Linked DNA regions of Homo sapiens: region 1 is linked to region 2. A link is a contact called in ENCODE Hi-C data. All regions are on one chromosome and are shown on one strand. The core of a region is the stretch at or near the end of the contact, and the rest is flanking DNA. Distances in the headings are between cores, read along the strand shown. Region 1 overlaps BAHCC1 (BAH domain and coiled-coil containing 1). Region 2 overlaps BAIAP2 (BAR/IMD domain containing adaptor protein 2).

What was found. A loop is a pair of places that touch in the nucleus more often than their neighbours do. Pooled maps may share reads with other maps.
Region 1: a pooled map shows a loop between it and region 2 (3-fold over the local background). The contact joins two enhancer-like sites. A Hi-C loop is called at or near these places in 2 of 50 pooled maps.

What each region holds. Positions count from the first base shown.
Region 1 is chr17:81,428,650-81,431,909 of GRCh38, reverse strand. The region is part of intron 3 of BAHCC1 (BAH domain and coiled-coil containing 1); the gene reads right to left. Among named protein-coding and RNA genes, the nearest start is that of MIR3186, 21 kb to the left of the region's middle. Within about 2 kb of position 1,934, at least 14 of the 41 ENCODE cell types and tissues checked have a DNase peak (open chromatin) inside an H3K27ac peak, as active enhancers do.
Region 2 is chr17:81,100,319-81,103,571 of GRCh38, reverse strand. BAIAP2 (BAR/IMD domain containing adaptor protein 2) reads right to left here. Exons shown (of 14, transcript NM_001144888.2): 8 at 1-70. Among named protein-coding and RNA genes, the nearest start is that of MIR657, 23 kb to the left of the region's middle. RefSeq lists enhancers at 837-1,353, 1,354-1,871. Within about 2 kb of position 1,676, at least 2 of the 41 ENCODE cell types and tissues checked have a DNase peak (open chromatin) inside an H3K27ac peak, as active enhancers do.

The sequences.
Region 1 (3,260 bases), core at 685-3,184, 330 kb before region 2:
CCTGGGTCCCAGAGCAGCCTCTAGCCCAAGTCCCTGGCTAAGTCCCTGGCTCCTGGAGAGCAGGAGCTTGCGGGGCAGAGGGTACACCTACTCCAAAGCACGGCAGGTCAGAGGGCAGGGAGGGGATGAGGGGACAGGCTCTCAGTCACACACAATCCTCAGCCTCAGTTTCCTCAGCTGTAAAATGGGCGCAAGCACCACTGTGCTGTGCAGCATTGCCAGGGGGAGGCAGGTGCCATCCCAGGGCCAGGCTCATAACAGAAGTGCAGTCATCCTGCCCAACCTCAAGCCAGGGCTGGTCCTGGGAACCCTGAAGCTGCAGGGACCAGGCCCTTTATCCAAACCAGGGGTGGCCCTCTCCCCAACCTCCCTGGGGCTCAGGTTCTGCCACCTGGGATGTCCCTATCCTGGCTTCCCCAAGTCTGTGTCTCCCCTAGCCACCTCCATACAGCCCTCTGCCAGGTGTGGACCTGGGTGCTGGTCACCATGGCCACGGGATGAAACCCCTGCACTCAACAGTGACTGGCAGCACTCAGCCAGGCCGTGAACATGAGGCTATGCATAAAGTCTCAGCGGGCTGGGGGTTGGGAACTGCCAGGGCCTGAGGGCAGACTCCAGTGGGGACAGGAGGCTGGGACCCTGGCAGGGTGGCCGGCCAGGGCAGGCCACGGTGAGGGGCCGAGGGTATGGGAGGGCTGGCTCCCGAAAGCCATAGGACACCTCCGGAGGGGGGATCATAGGCCTGGATGGGGCAGCCGCCCTCTGGCTGAGAGAAGCTGGCGGGAGGTAGCCGGCCCAGCAGAGCCCCTCCACCCCCACGCTGGGATCCCCACGCTGTCCCCTCCACCCCCACGCCGGGACCCCCACGCTGTCCCCTCCACCCCCACGCCGAGACCCCCACGCTGTCCCCTCCACCCCCACGCCGGGACCCCCACGCTGTCCCTCGCATCCCAGCGGAGCCAGCTTGTCCCCACTGGCCCAACTCTCCCTCGCACATGGGCAGGGACAGCAGGTCTAGGCAGGGCAAGGGCCACACCCCCCACATAGATGTGGTAGAAACGTCAGTGCTGGGGTGGTCAGCGGGCCTGTGGGAGACAGACCAAGAAGCTGTTTTAGCCACCGAGGAAACCGAGGCCGGGAGAGGAAGGAGGAGCTGAAGGGGTCTGGGAGGAAGCAGCAGGTCCCTGGCAGGCATCACAGGAAGGATGGAGCTGGGGCCCCAGTACCTCTGAGGACACTCGGGGTGGGTGGGCGCTGGTGGGACCTCTGTCCCTTAAACAGATGTGGTCCCAGCTCCTGCTCACTCCCAGCAGCACCAGCGAGTCCTGAGACCTCAGAGGGGACGAAGGGGACAGAGGAGCAGCTGGCAGGATGCAGGAAGCTGCGGGGCTCCGTTGGCAGGGAGTGCTCGGCATGCGTAGCCCCGGACCCCCAGGAGCTGGCCAGGCCCAGTGAGAAGTGGCCGCTGGTGGGGCGTGGTTCTGACCAAGAGGCCGGCCAGGCGGAGAGCCAGCGCGTGTGTGTGCCTGCCGCCCCCATGGCTCCCCCCAGGTGGCACAAGAGACCACGAGTGGCCTCAGTGGGGATCTCAGCAGCCCCTGCCCCCACCCCTTCCCAGCTGAGCCCCCCAGGAACAGAATCCTCTTTCATTGGCCCTGTGGGTGGTCCTGGCCAGGCAGCTGGGGGGCGCGGTGGGGAGGGAGGGGACCAGGCCTGCTGACAATAGGGCCAGCTGTGTGTGCCCCCACCCCTGCTCTCATCCTCATCCACCCAGGACAGGCTGCCCAGCAGGAGCTCACCTCTGCCCCTGGCCAGTTCCGCCTCCCGCCCCCACCCCAAGCCCCAGAGAGGCCCACCGCTGGTGGGAGCGCGAGCCTCGGGTAAGCTGCGGGCCGGGAGGAGCTGAACAGACAGGCTCTGCCCAGGCCAGATGTTCCGGGCGGCTCCTCCAGCTCCGGGCTGCCTCTGCTGCACCCCCAGCTGCTCCCCCGGGGAAGCAGGAAGCCCTGGCCCGCTCGAGGGGCTGCCCTGCAGATGGGGAGAGAGGAGGCCCCGCTTGGCATGGGGGGTTCCTGGGGCTACCCCAACCTGGGTTCCTGGTGGCCTGCCCCACCCTGGCCTACCTACCCTCAACGAAAGCCCTGGGCTGGGGAGGGGGTGGCAAGCTGGCTTGGCCAGGCACCTGCCTCCTGCCCATCCTGGGCCACTAGGAGGAAACGTGGGCAAGGCCAACCGCCCAGGCAGCCCGCTGTGCCTGCTGGCCCCCACTCTCCGGCCGAGTCGCGTGCCCCCCACCCACCTCACTCCCCTTCCCCCATGAACACACACGGCAGAGAAACAGGCCCGGCGCACGGGGAGCCAGCTGGCACCCTGTCAAACTAGCAGCCAGGCATGCTGCCCGGGCAGCCAGCCAGCCTCTCACCCTGGCCCGCCGGCCCTGGCCTCTGCCGCTCAGCTCACAGCGCGGCAGCTCCATGTGGTCTGTCGGGGAGCACGGCTGCGTGGCAGGGAACCCCCGCAGGGAGGGGAGGGGATCCCGGGGGGTGGGACAACTGAACTGAAGGCAGAGCAGGGGACAGCAAGCTGGAGCACGGGCCTCGCAGGTGTGTGGCCTTGGAGGCTCTGCCACCCTCGGGGGGCACCCACACCCATCCTCAGCCCCGGGTGGGCCTTGCATTCTGGGGCCCAGGCGGGCGGCTCAGAGGCCACGCCCTGCACCCCCTTGTCCCGCCTCCACCCGTGCTGGTCCACCCAGCCCACTGTCCCGCACACGTGCCCACCCCCACCTGACACGGACAGCGGGAGATGCGTCTCGCCCAGCCAGGGTGCCAGGTGCCCAGCAGGGTGGACAGGTGAACCTCCTCGGTGTGACACAGCCAGGGCCACTGTGGGCACTGTCCTCTCCTCCGGCTCAGGCCACCCCCGCCTGGAGGAGCTACTTCCCTGGGACGCAGATAGAAGGGGCTCAGAGGCCCAGACGCCAGGGGCTCACGTCGACACTTGTGGCAGGACATTGGCTTCCCACCCAGCCAGGGGGACTCCCAAGGGCTCGGGAGCAGATGGAACCCACCGATGCCGGGCCCCATGTGAGGGGCTGAGAAGTGGTGGGGGTCCCCGGGGTGGGATGTGGGCAGCTCCGCCCAGGCAGCCGTTGGCACAAGGGGAAGTGAGTGTCTAGAGGCCGTTGTGGGTGCTGTCTGCCTGTGGGCCACCACACACCCACCCTCTGAGCAGCCCCCAGAGGGGCGGGACGGGGGCTC
Region 2 (3,253 bases), core at 427-2,926:
CCGGGATCTTGCTGGGGTCGGCACAGGCCTGTTGCCACAGCGGCAGCTTCTGCGCCAGCAGCTCCTTGCCCTGAAGTGGAAGCAGCAGGAAGGGAGGGGTCAGGGCCGGCTCAGTCTCCTGCAGCCAGGCACAGCGCTGAGGGCCCTCCCTGAGCACTCTCTGGGGCTGGAGGCTGCTCTTCACCAGGTGGTACCTCTCGGCGAGACAGGCCACCCGTGAGCCTCTGACCCCAACCCACAGAAGCGGCTGCCGGTAAAGGGCCGGGGATGGACCACAAGCCATGCAGTCGGGGGACCTCCAGGGATGAGAGCAAACCCAGGCTCAACGCCCGCGGGGCCCATCAGGGCCTGGAGGAAGGAGGAACGGACAGGGACGCACAAGGTCAAACTCCGGTGGGCAAACCCCAAAGTGCCAGGAAGGCGCCCCAGATGGCCGGGGGAGGGGGTGGTGCTGCCCAGTGGGGGTCAGGCCTGGCTGCCGAGGGCAGGAAGGCAGCCCCGTCAGACACACTGAGGCTCACTGCTCCAACCACTGCCCTTGGGCCCAAGAGCCCGCGCTCCCTCGGGCGTACTCTGCGGCCTGCTGGACACAGACCAGCTGAGCACAGTGGGGACAAAGGAGGAGGAAGCCACAGGCATGGAGAAAGGTTCTGGGACTGGGAGCCGGCCGGGCCTGGGTCCTGGGAGCTAATCAAGTAACCCCTGCCCCTCCTGGCCATTTGGCCTAAGCAGGCTGCAGGGCCTGGATTCCCGGGACCCCCAGACCCTTAAGCTGTGGGCCAGAACTGCTATGTCTCTGGCACCTCTGGGGGCCTCTCCGGCTTTCACTGCTCCCCCCAACTCATCCCCGTTCCCTTCTACATGTGGCTGGGCACCCACGCTGGGGACCCACGGAGGATGTTGGACGACAGCCATTCTGAGCAAGTCCTCCCCATGCCACCCCTACCCCTCTGCTGCTGGCTCAGACCAGGGGTCAGCAAACCACAGCCCGAGGGCTGGCTTCCTGTTTTGTAAATAAAGTTTTATTGCAACACAGCTGTGCATCGATTTGTGAATCATTCATTCATGGCTGCCCTCACATTGCAGTAACAGAGCTGGAGACGGCACGGCCCACAGAGCCAAAAGCACAAACTTTGTGGCCCTTCAGAACGTCTGCCGAGCCCTGGCTGAGATCAGTGGTAGAGGAGTGAGTCTTGGGTGGCGCGGAGAGGCCAGCAGGGACCAGCACTAGGGCAGACGGCCGAGGGACACCGACCTCGCAGCGGCACGGCCCTGACACAGCGGCCACGAGCCAGCGTCACCCCCGCACCCTGAGAGCCCCGAGGCAGGCCCAAACCCAAGCACCAGGGAGCTACTACGAACTGCCCTGGGAGGCTGCCCTCACACCCTGGCCCCCAGCCCAGAGGCTCGTCTCTAAGTGGGTCTGTGGGACACAGGCCTCTTCCACACACGCCCGGGGGCCCACGAGCCCAGGAGGTCAGCTGCTGCCACCGCAGGCACATCCCGCAACCCCTCCTGGGAGACCTGCGGCAAGCAGCCTGGCTTCCCCGCCCTCCATCCCTGCAGGCAGCACCCCAGCCACTGACAGCCCCGCTCTCACTCCCTGGCCCCGTCATGGGGCCTGGCCCCCGCCAGAGGGCGCAGACGCCCGCCACTGTCCTGGGTCTAGCAGGCGGGAGGCCTGCGCTCCACAGCGCTCCCTGCCTGGCAGCTGTGGCAGCACAGCCTGTCACCGCTGAGTCCTTCAGCAGCGAGGCTGCCTCCAGGGGTCAAAGGTGCTGCTGCTGTCCTTGCCTGCACCTGCCCACAGTGCCCAGCAGGCCCAGGCCGGCAGGAGGGGCCTCTCCAGGGAGGGAAGAGCACTTGTCTCCTGGCTGTCCCCAGGCTGTGGGGACTGGAGCACTGGTTCTGTATCACGTGCGTGTGTGTGTGTGTGCACGCACGCGCACGTACATGAGAGTGTGGTGGGTGGGGGGAACAAGTGTCAAGGTATAGCCCGTGGATCCCTGCAACCCTTTATTTTAGAAAGACATGACCAGGGCCTCCCTGGTGGGCTTGGCTCCGGAACTACATCTTCGAAACTCTTGAAATGTTCCAGAATGTTCCAGGGGACACATGTGATCCCATCCCAACTCCTACCCATGGACTATGGGTGAACAGGGGCCTGCTGGCCCTGCCTGTTCCCGGTGGGGAGTCTGGCCTCTGGGCCTTGCCTGCTCTGGGGGCTAAGTCAGCCTCCTAGGAGGGGATCCCCTTGCTCACATCGGGGCTCAGGATATCCATGGAGGGGGCTGCTGCAGCCCGTCCCTGAGGAACTCGCTCCTGGTTCAGCAGGGCCAGGCTTGGTCCTGGGACATGGCGGATCCCAGGGCGGGATTCCCCCACAAGGAACGACAAGGCTGGGGATGCCGGAAACACAGGGCTGCAGGACTGTGCTGGGGGACGCCTAGCGGGAGACACAGGGCCGCAGGACTGTGCCGGGGGACACCTAGCGGGAGACACAGGGCCGCAGGACTGTGCCGGGGGACGCCTAGCGGGAAACACAGGGCCAAGAGTCTACCGGCCCAAGGAGGGGCCCTCAACAGATGACGGGCAGAGGGGTCTCTCAGAGGTCACGAGGGCAGCAGCATGTGGCCACCACCCAAGGCCCCACCTGGGACCACAGTGGCTCAGGGGTGCAGGCAGAGGTGGTAGAGGCACAGGTCACCAAGAGCCTGGGAGCCAGGGGAGGACCCTGTGACCAGGTTTGAGTCCCAGGGAGGCCACTCTGGAGCAGTGAGGGAGGGACTGGGGAGGCCACCTGAGAGCCAGGCAGGGCCCCTGGCTACCCAGGAAGCAAAGAGATAGGGCAGGTTTGGGTTGGGTGAGGGGTGGCAGGTCCACGTACGACAGCCGAGCTATGGCAGCTGCTGGACCTGGGGCCAGTGTCATGGTTGTCTTGGGTGGCCTAGGGGCCCAGTGGCACAGTGGTCTTGGGTGGCTGGGGACCCAGGCTTGGGGCTGGGGGTCCTCAGTGCCTCGGGTGAGCAGAGCCATGAGCCCAGAGGCTGTACCCCAGGACTGTGGATAGAGGGGCCACAGGAAGAGCAAGTGAGGACACAGAGGCCACCCACCAGGTGTCCCACCGGGACTCCGGCACCCAGCACGGAGCATGACCGTCCCCTGCCTGGCGTCAGCCTGCACCTGCCCAGGACATGGCTGTGGCAGAAGAGCCAAGAACATTCTAGAAGAATGTTCTAGAAGGCCTTGAAAG